Linked DNA regions of Homo sapiens: region 1 is linked to region 2. The links are chromatin contacts, found by Hi-C or POLR2A ChIA-PET in ENCODE. All regions are on one chromosome and are shown on one strand. Each heading gives the region's core, a stretch centred on a gene start or an enhancer-like site at or near the end of the contact. The rest is flanking DNA. Distances are from core to core; before and after follow the strand shown. Region 1 has its middle 50 kb from the start of PSEN2. Region 2 overlaps STUM (stum, mechanosensory transduction mediator homolog).

Region 1 (6,348 bases), core at 3,221-5,720, 250 kb after region 2:
ACAAAGGGGCAGTCACTGCTTCACAGTATTATGGAGGCCGCATGTTCTTTCCCTCTGCTGATGTTGTTTCAGGTGTTTCTAGGAGGGCATTACCTTCATTCAACATTCCCGATGGCTTCAGTTATCCACTGCTGTATAACAAACTACCCCAAAACTCAGTGGCTTAAAACAAAGATTTATTATTTCTCACAATTCTGGGGGTTGGCTGGGCTCAGCTGAGCAGTTCTTCGGCTCTGTACTGAGTTGCTCAAGGTCACTTGTGTGGCTGCATTTAGTTGGGAGCTTTAGTTGGAATTTAGATGGAACACACAAGATGGCTTCACTTACATGTCTGGCACCTCAGCTGGGGTGGCTTGAGGAGCAGGGAGCTGGTTGAGCGCTCCCTCTCCACAGAGTCTCTCATCATTTAGCAGTCTGGCTTGAGCTTACTTACACGGTGGCTGAATCCCAATAGGCCAAATAGACATTCTCAAGCTTTGTAAAGCGGGAGCCTGGAACTGGCAGAGCATCACTTCTTTTTTTTTTTTTTTTTTTTTTGAGATAGGGTCTCACTCTGTCACCCAGGCTGGAGTTCAGTGGTGCAATCTTGGCTTACCGCAACCTCCACCTCTTGGGTTCCAGCGATTCTCCCACCTCAGCCTCCCGAGTAGCTGGGACTACAGGTGCAGGCCATGATGCCCCGCTAATATTTGTGTTTTGGGGATTTTTTGTTTTGTAGAGACAGGGTTTTGCCATGAACTCCCAGGTTCAAGTGATTCACCTGCCTCAGCCTCTCAAAGTGTTGGGATTACAGGCAAGAGCCACCACGTCCGGCCTTTTTTCTCATTCTTTCAGTCAAATCAAGTAACAAAATCACTTCTGGTTCAAAGAAAGGGGAGACAGACTCCACCTCTTGATGGGAGGAGTGGCATGAGGGAGGAATTGTTGGCGCCATCTTTGAAAACAATTTATTACACTAATGAGAGAAAAGAATTCAGCAAAGGATCAATGTTGTGTGGCTCAGATGACATACAATTGCTATGTTTTTAATGTTAACATTTTCTCATGTGGATCCTTGCAGGGTGTCAAGCAGAAGCAAGCAGAACTCCATTTTATTGGCTACAGTATATTCTCCTTAAAACTAAAGCCCATCAAAATGAAACAATAATGACAGAAAGCAGATCAGCAGTTGCCTGGAGCTGAGGGTGGAGAGGATGGTTGACAGCAAAGAGACATGAGAGAACTTTTTGGGATGACAGAAACATTCTATATCTTGAATATGATGGTGGTCACATAGGCATATACATTTGTCAAAACTCACTGTTCACTTAAAACAGTGCTCAATGTTCTCATTTATTTGTGGGATCTAAAAATCAAAACAATTGAATTCATGAGCATAGAGTAGAAGATGGTGACCAGAGGCTGGGAAGGGTGGTGGGGTGGCAAGGTGAGGAGAGGTAGGGATAATAAATGGGTACCAAAAAAAATAGAAAGAATGAATTAAGGCCGGGCACGGTGGCTCATGCCTGTAATCTCAGCACTTTGGGAGGCAGAGGCGGGCGAATCACCTGAGGTCGGGAGTTCAAGACCAGCCTGACCAACGTGGAGAAACCCCGTCTCTACTAAAAATACAAAATTAGCTGAGCATGGTGGTGCATGCCTGTCATCCCAGCTACTCAGGAGGCTGAGGCAGGAGAATCGCTTGAACCTGGGAAACGGAGGTTGCGGTGAGCCGAGATCACGCCATTGCCCTCCAGCCTGGGCAACAAGAGCGAAACTCCATCTCAAAAAAAAAAAAAAAAAAGAATGAATGAATGAATTAAAACCTAGTATCTGATAGCACAACAGGGAGACTACAGTTAATAATAATTTAATTGTACATTTCAAAAAATAACTAAAAGAATATAATTGGATTGTTTGTAACACAGAGGATAAATGCTTGAGGGGATGGATACCCGGTTTTCCATGGTTTAATTATTATGCATTGCATGCCAGTACCAAAATAGCTCATGTATCCCATAAATATATACACCTACTATGTACCCACAAAAATTTTTAAAAATAAAGTAAAAAATAAAACAGTGCTCTGAGCCTGACCCTACCAGTCCAATTTATTGTATGTAAATTCTACCTCAATGGAATTGTTTCAAAAAAAGTAAAACCTACCTAGTATGAATTTTCAGAAAGGCTAAAAATGTGAAGTGGAGTTAAATAAAGCTGGTGTTAGGGGTATACTATATTTACAAACAATAGCAAATTCCTTTGGGGAGGGAAAGGAAGCAAAAAGCCAAAGGGGATGTTTTGTTAGTACCAAAGCAGGATGCGAGTTAATGTGACCATGTCCCCCTGCTGCAATTGTACTTACAAAACGTTTGCTATCATTTTCAGAATGCTGAGTAGCTGATTTTTGGTATTCTTGGTATTTTATAGATTATTAAAGAGTGGCTACATCCTGCTTCCTTGGGTGCGGGAAGAGCTGGGGTCACCTCAAAGCAGACACAAACAAAAAATGTGGGGGTCACTTGTGTTAGATCATTTGGGATTAAACTAGAGCCAACATTGGAGAAAACTAATTGGTGACCTTTACAGATGTCTCCAGGGATTTCCTAGCTTCAGGAGTCAAGGTCCTGCAAAGCAGGTAATCCCAGTCAAGTATGTACATTATGTGCAAGATCCTGCAAAGCAGGTAATCCCAGTTAAGTATGTATGTTATGTGGGGTCTGAACAGTGTCAAGAAGTGTCAAGGGGCTGGGCGTGGTGGCTCACGCCTGTAATCCCAGCACTTTGGGAGGCCGAGGCAGGCGGATCACCGGAGGTCAGGAGTTTGAGACCAGCCTGACCAACATGGTGAAAACCCTGTCTGTACTAAAAATACAAAAATTAGCTGGGCGTGGTGGTGGGCGCCTGTAATCCCAGCTACTCAGAAGGCCAGGGCAGGAGAATCGCTTGAACCTGCCTCAGGTTTTAGGCGAGGTTTTAGTGAGCAGAGATTGCGCCATTATACTCCAGCCCGGGTGACAAGAGTGAAACTCCATCTCAAAAAAACAAACAAACAAAAAAGAAGTGTCAAGGGAGTGAGGTGCATAGAAGGGGGTGTGCAGGTCTATCTGTAAAGTGTATCCCATCTGGACTCATGGAGACCGTGCCAGGGATTACCGAGCTCTGAAATTCAGTTCTGGGGAAAGAAACTGTCTTGGGAAGGCAGGAGAGATAGTAATATTTAGGTTTTCTTGAGGAGTACAGAAGCTGTCCAATAATGCCCATGTTGGGAAAGCAATATACTTGCCCAAGAAATGAGAAGGGACAGGGATCTTCCCACGGGAGAGAAGAGTGGCTGTGGGGACAAGAGGGCATCACTCAGGGAGCCCGTGGTTGAGAAGGACAGCCCTTGGTCTCCTGTGTTCACTACATACACCAAGTTGTTGGACCCACATCAGCAATGAATTCAACTTATTGCAGCCATATCAGCAACGCACAATTAACACAGGTCACTGGTTTTGTATTACATTGTAATCTTAGTTTCCATCAGAATTCTACTTGAGCTCTCAATTGATAGAGTCATGCTCAGAGCAAACCCTCTGTAGAGCTACATTTTCCAGTGTAATAGATAAAACACACACACCATCAAGGAAGGAAGGACGGGTCCTCGCTATGACAGCTTTCCAGCTTTGCTCTGCTCGACAAAGGGCTCCCTGTGAATGGTCTGTTTCTCCCTAATGTAATTTCCTCATCAATGAATGTCCTTACCCCTCTCCCCCATAAAAACATAATTATGGACACACATTTCTTGGGAAATTGTTCTGCTGAAGGGATGTTGAAAACAATCCGATTGAATACTAACATATTGATTACCACTAGATTATAAATTATTGACAAGGTCTTAACTTTTCCCTTTCTAAAGACTTTTGGGTTAGGATATTTTAGCCTTAAGCCATTTCAGGCAATGGTAATCAGAAAACTCCTCCTCAACAATATCATGGAAGGAAAAGTCCTCACAGGATTAGCATTCTTCAAAGGAAGCTCTGTGTGAGACGAGGCAATCTTACTTGCCCCTTGTAAGATCCAAGAAAACTCATAAACAGCATCCCCCGGAGGGCGTGGGAGCACTTCAGAGGCATGGATTTGATTTTATAGTAGCTGCAACCCCTATGGCCTCCTGAACACATTCATCACCAATGTGTTTCTCCTTCTTTTATGCTTCTTAATTCTCAAAATCCTCAAAATAACATTCAATGTTCTGGTCAATGTTCTTGGTTCAGTGTCTCAAGAGCATCCTCAAAAGTAAAGGCCCAGGATAAAAATCTCATCTGCAGAGATTTTCACACGATACTTCTGGTTTCCAAAGTGCGTATGAACTGTGAAGTGACTCAGAAATACCAACGGCTAATCCTGATAGAGTCCAGAGGGAAAGGATGACTTCATCTGAAGCTGACCCAAGGAGGAAGGCACATCTGTCATCTCCTTGACAGTGTTCCAGGCTGAGCACGAGCTCCTGGAAGCGGCTGTGTGTCAAGGCTCTGCTCACATCTGGCTCCTCATCTGTGAGCCTTCTTGGCCCAGACTCAGGGGACAGGAAGGGAGGGGAGGGAGAGGAAAGCCAGGAGGACTTCAGGCACCTCTCCCCAAACTGAAATAGCAACTGGCTATCCCTGGGGGAAAGTGGCTCTGAGAGAGTGCTCCTAGCACCTCCCTCACCTGCATCTGAGGAAACTATGCCAGTCATCCCTCACCTCTCCTAGATGGGCCCTTCTGAAGCCCACCTGGAAACCCCATAGTCACTTATTCTCTGGACATGGTCCCCCTCCACGGCCACTCTAGGACTAAAGAGCACCAGCTGTTCTGTGGTTGCTGGGATGCTCTGCAGCTGTAATTACAAACTAATGTGCACTTTGGCTTCCATTTCCTGATCTTGCTGAATGATTCTGGCTGTCTGGAAAAGCAAAATGCTTCACCTTCCAGCACTAACACTGACAACCTTGCCATAAGGTATGTATCAGTCAGAGTTCTTAGTGGCAAATGAAAGAATCCACAGTACAAGATTAAGTAGCAAACAGATTCATAGAAGGATACTGTGTGGCTCACAGGATTTCCAGAAAGGCCAGCAAATCAGGCCTGAAGGCTCTACAGCCTGGAACAATACCCAGATCATCCTCCCACCACTGCTGAGTGCAGGTGCACACTTTAGATACTGAGATGGGACACCACAGCCAGGACCTCTGCCCCTGCTGCCCCTGAGATCTCAGTGACTGCTCCACAGAGCCCCTGGGAGAGGAATCCTCCAGGGGCCTTCTCACTAAGGTGCATATGATGGTGGGGAGGCCCAGGTCAAGTGTTTGTGTCCTAGCTGCAAGAGATACTGGGAAACGCAGCATGGCCTGGAAGTGCCTAAAAATAGGAAAGGAATTTATTCAAAAGATATTAAGCATACGCAAATATGACACATGCTTATTCTACATGGCTCCCTCATTTTAGTTACTGTGGCCAAAAAATAGGCATATATATATTATATATAATATACAATATAATAGGGATATATATATTTAATCTGCTACTTGTCTTTTAAAAAGGTGAGATGGTGCAGCTGGAGTGTACTGGCTTCCTACTGCTGATGTAACAACTTATCACAAACTCAGTAGCTTAAAACAGCACAAATTTATTCTCTTGTAGTTCTGGAGGTCAGAATTTTAAAATCAGTTTTGCTAGGCCAAATCCAAGGTGTGGGCAAGCTGGCATTCCTTCTGGAGGTTCTAGGAGAATGTTTCCTTGTCTTTTCATCTCCTTGGGGCCTTCTGCATTCCTTGGCTCCTGGCCCCTTCCTTGCATGGCCCCTCTTGTTTCAGTCATCACATCTCCTATTACTCTCTCAGATCCTCCTGCCTCCCTCTTATAAGGACCCTTGAGATTACATTGGCCCCACCCAGATAATTCAGGATGAGCCCCCTCACCTCAAGGTCTTTGACTCAATCACACCTGCACAGTCCCCTATATGGTAACATGGTCACAGGTTCCAGAGATTCAGGGTGTGGACATATTCGGGGTCATTATTCAGCCTGCCCTGGTGTGTCTCTAAGGAAGGCCAGCTGGCTGTCTACACAAAGGCCCTGAGACCAGAGTTCCTCTGGTGAGTTTACCAGAGTCTGGGCTTCATCCTTGCCAGTATCTCAGACTTGGAGATGTTAGCTTGGAACCACTAGATACCGGCGACATTGTCGGATAAACTGGAATTCCAATGAATTCATTTATTCCTTTTTATCAGGCACTATTCCTTTCCAGAAGGGTCTGCCTGGTGTTTGAACACCTGTGTGGCCAAATGAACAATCAGAATGCTGTTCGGTGAACATGAACATGAACATGAACTTGGCGGTGGGT
Region 2 (6,134 bases), core at 2,949-5,448:
CTCTCTGTGTGAGTTTCCCTGAGGACTTAGGAGCTAGGTTACCCTGTTTCAAGATGTCGGTCCTCAGGAAATGCTTGGAGGTCAAGCAAAGCACTTCTTGAAGGAGGACTTAGGGAAGGGAGTGGGTGAGTGGCTTTGTCTCCCAGGCCTATTTCCATCTCATTGTTTCTTATTCTTCATGGGGTTCCCTTCCCAGCATCATGGGAGCGGACTGCCACCAATCATGGGGGGAAAAGAGTGTGATTCTTAACATGCATCTGAAGACAGTCAGCAATGGCTGGGGTTGGTGGTTGGGTGATGGGTAGAACGTGCATTGGAACCAGGCATCTACTCTTGGATTATCTGGTCTACCTGCCACTCTAATTTTGAGTTTTCTAACTTAGCATGTGGGTTACTCTTATCTCTTTGATTATACCTTTTTTGTGTGACTTCCTCTAGTGGAGGGCCCACTGCAGGGCACCCAGTAGAATCCCAGCCCTACTTGCTGGGTGATAATGAGCTGGGAAACGTGCCCCTTTCTCAAGGAGAGTGTGGCTTCTGCTGGCTGAGATCTGGAATCCTGGCTTCTCATTCCAGCTCATCCTGTTGATGGGAGCCTCAGCGCTTAGCCTGATGCATCTCATGCATTCCGGTTCTGAATGACTAAGAAGCCTTGCCCTAGCAGAGGTGGGCAGGGGAGGAGGCTTGACAGGTAGGCCAGTGGCTCCCACTCCCCTGCCCTCCCCCATGCATTTTCTGCTCTTCCCTATCCTGCTCTGGACCCGAGGAGGCCGACCTCTACGGCCTGCATCACCAGTCCCCTTGCCCTCGAGCTTCCAGGTGTCTTAGCCAATGGGAGGCACTGGTAGGCATGGAGGAAAGGAGGGAGAGTTTGGGGTATTGGTTTCCCATTCCCTCCAACTTCCTGTCTATGACCACGAATTCCATTCTACAGCCCCCTTCTACTACCCCAGCCCTCTCCGCCCAACAACAGCCTTCCCTCTCCCTGCCCCTCAGGCCCAAGGGTGGGAGTGGCCTCCTGCTGTTGCTGGGTACCAGCATTTCAGCCTCCCATCCTGCCCAGACCTCTGTGTATAGTTCCTTCATGAAGACCCTGGGGGTGGGAGCCTTTGCTTCCTGCTGGGACCCCCTGGTCACACAGAGATGTTTGTTTTTAGCACCCCTGACTAGACTGTGGGGTCCTGAACCACCAGCCTTGGCATACTACTGCTCCCCCACCGTCACTTCTCATCCCACCCACCTCCACCTGGTTTTCCTAAAGATGTTGGTTTCTAACACAGTCTTCCTCCTAGAAGCTCTGAAACAGCCAGTACATGGAGCCAGGGCTTCCTGCCGTCTGAAAAGTGTGGGTGTCCAGCTTGCAAATGGCTCTGGTGCTCAGGAGATGCCTCAGCTGGGGGAGGGGTGGAGACTTGAGAAGGTGCTAGGCGTGACTCCCTGCCCGGCTCCTGCCTGGGTAGTTCTGCATACCCCCCATCCTCCCGTCTCTCGCCCACGCTTGGCTCAGAGATCTCTGGGCTGCACCTCCTGCCCAGAGGATTCCCCAGCAGCAGAATCCTGGTTCTGCCTGCTCTCCTCCCAAGAAACCCAGATGGCTGGAAGCATCGCTGCCTTCCCGGAATGTCATCTCCCTCTTTCACCTGGAGCCTTCATTTTGGAAGGTGCAACAGCTGCCCAGCCCATTGCTTGTGCCTGGGCTTACCAGCGATTCCTCCTTACTCTTTCTGTGATAAACAGAAGATATTGAAAGCAAATCGCTACTCAGTCCAGGGTACTCCCCTCTCCCTAGGACCTACCGTTTTGCATTTTTGTCCCCCACCACCCTTTCTTCTGTTCCTCTTCCCTTGGAGAATGACACTTGCTTAGGAATGGAATCCTCAGTTGCGTGGTTTGATTTCTCTTCCTCCACTCACAGAAAGAACCTCCACTGTTTGAAATGTCAAAGCCCCCAATGATTTCTTGTTATGAGAAGTCATCAAAATACGCCTATTATGTTTTAAGTCTTTACAAAAGACACCAAAAATTAGTGCATCATCTACTTGAAAGAATCCCTTTTGATAGCCATGCCAATTACATTTTTAAAAGGCATAAAGGTTCTAGTAGGGTTCTTCTGATTTTTTTCCCCCTCTTGTGTGATTTGTGTGCAGACTTCTGAGAAGCAGGTTTTATAATAGAGATTCAGCCAGGCTAAATCACAGCGGCAGAAGCTTATGCAACTGCTAAAAACCTATGAGTTAAAAATGGAATAGTCTTGCAGAGTGGGGAAGGTAATAATATCAGTGATGAGAAAATAGAAAGTAATAAATTAGTATTTCAGCAATTCAGGTCTCTTACCCACATTTTTTTTTGTACCAGAAGGTCTTGGTGCCATTTTTCCAGAATAAATTCAAAGTGCAACCTCTTAATAGAAAAAAATCAAACTTTGCTTTCACCAATTCAACCCTCTGTCCCAATTATTCCAGGATCAAGAGCCCTTTTAACTGACTTTTTGCCACCATGTCACAAAACACATCTTATATTTGCTGGACCTTGTATGATCAGTAATTCCTACGAAGGAACAGATTTTAGATTTTTATAAGTGGGTTTTGTTAATTTGCTATTTTAAAAATACTTGTGAGACCTTTACAGTTGCCATGGCAATATAATTTCCATAAACATGATTTTTGTGGGGATTTTTGCACATTGAAGGCTGAGGTTGATATGCAGTGTTGGGGGGAAGGTAGGTGGTGAATTTGGCAGCAACTCCATTGCTGCTTCCCGCAAATGCTGCAAATAAGATTCCAAGAATCCATGTTAGGACAGAGACCTGGATTTCTAAACAACACACTTGACACAAAGGGCTTCTTGGAAGTAGATCTGGTTGGGGGAGAAGGAGACCAGCCTGTTCCTAGGATGAAGCCAGTAGGGTGGTGAGGCCGGGGCACCTGCTCTGCTAATCAACAGTCCTGTCCAGGCCAGATTGACCTGAAATCTCTTCCCGAGCCTTGCTTTCAAAAAGCCTTTGAAGACTGTCCGTCCTGGAGCTATCCAACGGGTGGTGACGGCCCCGCGGGCTCTTTTCTCAAACCAGATTCGTTCAAAAAGCCCATTTACCACACTACACTGCTAAAATGCTGAACATTTGCAGTGGAAAATAACGGAAAATAGAAACACAACAATATTAGCTATTAAACAAAGTAAGGAAACATTGAATAAGAAATAGTTTTATATTCATCCTGAATGCCAGTGGTTGAGGGAAAGCAGATTTAATGAGAAGAGGTAGATGGTCCCGATGGCCCTAAACAGCATCATTTTTCTCAGTGATGCCAGACATTTGTTATGGCTCACAAACAGGGGCTTGCCAGTAAACTTTATTTCCCAGAGAATGAGCTATACAAAGAGATCGAGGGAGGAGATGAACAGGTAAGACAGAGAATTTTCTAATAGCCAAACACACATTGGAGAAGAAATGACAAATAAAAGCATTTAAAAGTGGAAGCGTGCCAGCGTGAGATGGATGATTCTGCCGAGGGGTCTCTAGTGAGCAGGTCACGCATTTGGCACCAGATGCTGCCTAATTGAACACCTGAACACAGCTGAGGGGCTTGAATCATATAGAATTATGAATCATAAAGAATTATGAATTACTAGAAAGCTATTGTGTTGACATTATTATTTATGTATTGTCAGAAATGCGAACAGGGCACCCCGAGGAGGAGGTACCAGACTACCTGTCTGGCTGAGCACTGATCTCCATTCCTTGGAAGCCAAACCTGAGACACCCGGGAGAGGTCATGTGCGTGCCCGGGAGCCTGCACACCGGCATCCCACATGTGCCTAAGACAAGTGCACATCCAGAAGTTTGCACAAATCAGAAAAACTCAGAGCACCAGCTCCACTATGCACAGTCTCACACTTCACACCAGTGGGAAAGGTCAGGAGACTGTCCATTCTGCAGGCTCTGGCAACGGCCGGCAGCTGCTGCTGATTTGTGATTTGTCAAGTGTGTTTATTGAAAAAGAAAGAGTTTGTGCTTCTAGAGTAGTGAGGTTTCGGTGGGCCTCATTCCGAGGGTGCTGAGGGCTGTGAGTCCCACTGCGGGTTCAGGGCTGCCGTCAACCCTAGGCGGGGTGGGTTGTTCAGGGCCTATCAGCACTGCTCCAAGGGCTTCCCAGGCATTTTTTCTTTGCCCTGAAATAGTCCAGAGGAATTTGGCAGGGACAGCTTCAGGAATGTGGTTCATCGCCCCATCCAGAGTGGGAATTGGAACCAGAACGCTGCCTGCAGCGCAGCTCCAGCCTCTTCCTTCAACACACATTTAATTTTTTTAAAAAAGTTTAAAGCATCAGTAGCAGGCAGCTTGACTGAGGCTGGTGGGTGGCCAGGAGGAGAGGGAAGGAGCCTGCTGAGCAAAGAACAGCCAGGTCTGGTGCCTGGCTGCCTGCTGCCCCCTCTGGCAGCCACTGTCCCAGCTGTGGGGAGGAGCAGGCATGTCCCTTGTCCCTTGACTTTGGCTTTGAAAGGAGGCCCAAGGCATGAAATGCAGTGAGGAGCTTCGCCCCTGCGACGTTGCTCTCTGGAGGACACCTCATTGCTCCAGGGACAGACCTTGCTCCTGGTGCCAGGAATGAGGGTGGCCTCTCTTATTCTCTAGAAGTAAGGATAAGCAGAAGCAGAAACGCCGACCACACTGTTAAGAGGAGGTGGGGTGGCAGACAGAGGTCCTTGTAGGGTCCCTAGCAAGGGGACCTTGCTGTGCCCACACACAAGGGGACCTTGCTGTGCCCATGCATGTGCCCACACGTGCATGCTTCCCCAAGTTTTGGTGTCTCTTTTCTGGGGATGACTTTTTTTTTTTTCTGAAGGAATACCTCCTGGATCCAACGGTATCACATGATGGCTGTATGACCTTAGGCAGGTGACTTAACCTCTCTGTGCCTCAGTTTCTTCATCTGTAAAATGGGATCATAATCATACCTATCTCATAGGGCTCTCTTGAAGATTGAATGTTATTACATATAAAGTCTTAGAATAGCACTTTGCACATATATATAGTGAGGCTTACATGTTGTCCTTATTATTATTATCCTTAGAATTTGTGCTGGGGTGAAGCCAGCCCTCCCATTCCAGCTGTGAGAGGCCCAATGCTCTGTGACCCAGCAGGGCCACTAGGCTGTGAGCCTGTTGAGCACAGGGTGAGTCTTCACTCAGCTCCGCACCTCCATGGCTGGTACAATACCTGGCTTGTAGCAGGTGCTCAGTAATTTTGGGGCCAAATAGCTTGTCAGGGACATGGCTGATGTGCGGTCCCACACTGCAGTTCTCAGACCTCAGAATCCCTTGGGACGCTTGGTAAAAATGTAAAACCCCAGCTTCTACCCTCAGAGATTCTGACTCAATATTAGCAGAAATGGAGTGGGGCCAGATAACTTGCATTGTTTGAAAAGCACCCCATTTGAGAAACACTCCTGGGGAAGCTCAATGTAACGTACCCCCAAAGCCTGGGATTGAGGGACAAGAGGGAGAGCCAGGAGTGGCTACTCCCAGCTGTGGCCTGCCTGCGTGACCCTCTTCTGCCTTCAGGACTGGGAGGGGATGGTGGGATCTGCGCTGTCTGGTAGAAATACTGAAGAGGGGTAGAGCCTGGCAGGGAGATAAGTTAGGGTTAGATTTGGTTTGAAGCATTTTTAATCTGGAGCTGCTCTGCAGTAAGGTGAGGTCAGTGGTTCTTAGAAATACTAAAAAAGAGCCTCCAAGACAGGCCCACAGCTCACTGGTCCCTCAGGGTGACTGCCACACATCAGGGCTCCTCCTGTCCTCAGCTCAGCCCCCAACCTGAGCCCCGCCCCTCCCTGGAGGCCCTCCTTCACAAGCCCCCTGCTGGATGTTTGCAGGGCTCCAGGCTGGAGTGATGCCCTCCTTTCTGCTCAGGGCTGTCACCCGGAGCTCTGGTGGCTCCTCTGGGTAAGCAGAACAGTCAGTGAGATTTCCTTGAGGTTCAAAATGTGGCCTTTGGAAAACAGCTGTTAGTGTAACCCAGCAGCCCAAGAAAAGACATAATGGAGTTGAGTCAGGAGGCGTGTGCTTTTATGGAGCTGTGTGTTTAAAGATACATCTGAGGTTTGTTTCTTAGCAACAGGGATCATCCAAAGCAC

Evidence for each region. Hi-C counts contacts between places; a loop is a spot of excess contacts on that map. ChIA-PET counts read pairs that join two places held with the same protein, here RNA polymerase II (POLR2A). Pooled maps may share reads with other maps.
Region 1: a loop to region 2 is called in a pooled map, with 2.4 times the contacts of the local background. The contact joins two enhancer-like sites. A Hi-C loop is called at or near these places in 3 of 168 maps with a recorded cell type or tissue (GM23248, aorta and right cardiac atrium), 1 of 37 single-sample maps with no recorded cell type and 2 of 50 pooled maps. POLR2A ChIA-PET finds 5 or more read pairs at or near these places in 1 of 52 experiments (OCI-LY7).

Annotation. Positions count from the first base shown.
Region 1 is chr1:226,817,066-226,823,413 of GRCh38, forward strand. No RefSeq gene overlaps it. Among named protein-coding and RNA genes, the nearest start is that of PSEN2, 50 kb to the right of the region's middle. Within about 2 kb of position 4,471, at least 19 of the 41 ENCODE cell types and tissues checked have a DNase peak (open chromatin) inside an H3K27ac peak, as active enhancers do.
Region 2 is chr1:226,564,238-226,570,371 of GRCh38, forward strand. The region is part of intron 1 of STUM (stum, mechanosensory transduction mediator homolog); the gene reads left to right. Among named protein-coding and RNA genes, the nearest start is that of STUM, 19 kb to the left of the region's middle. RefSeq lists an enhancer at 3,766-4,266. Within about 2 kb of position 4,199, at least 7 of the 41 ENCODE cell types and tissues checked have a DNase peak (open chromatin) inside an H3K27ac peak, as active enhancers do.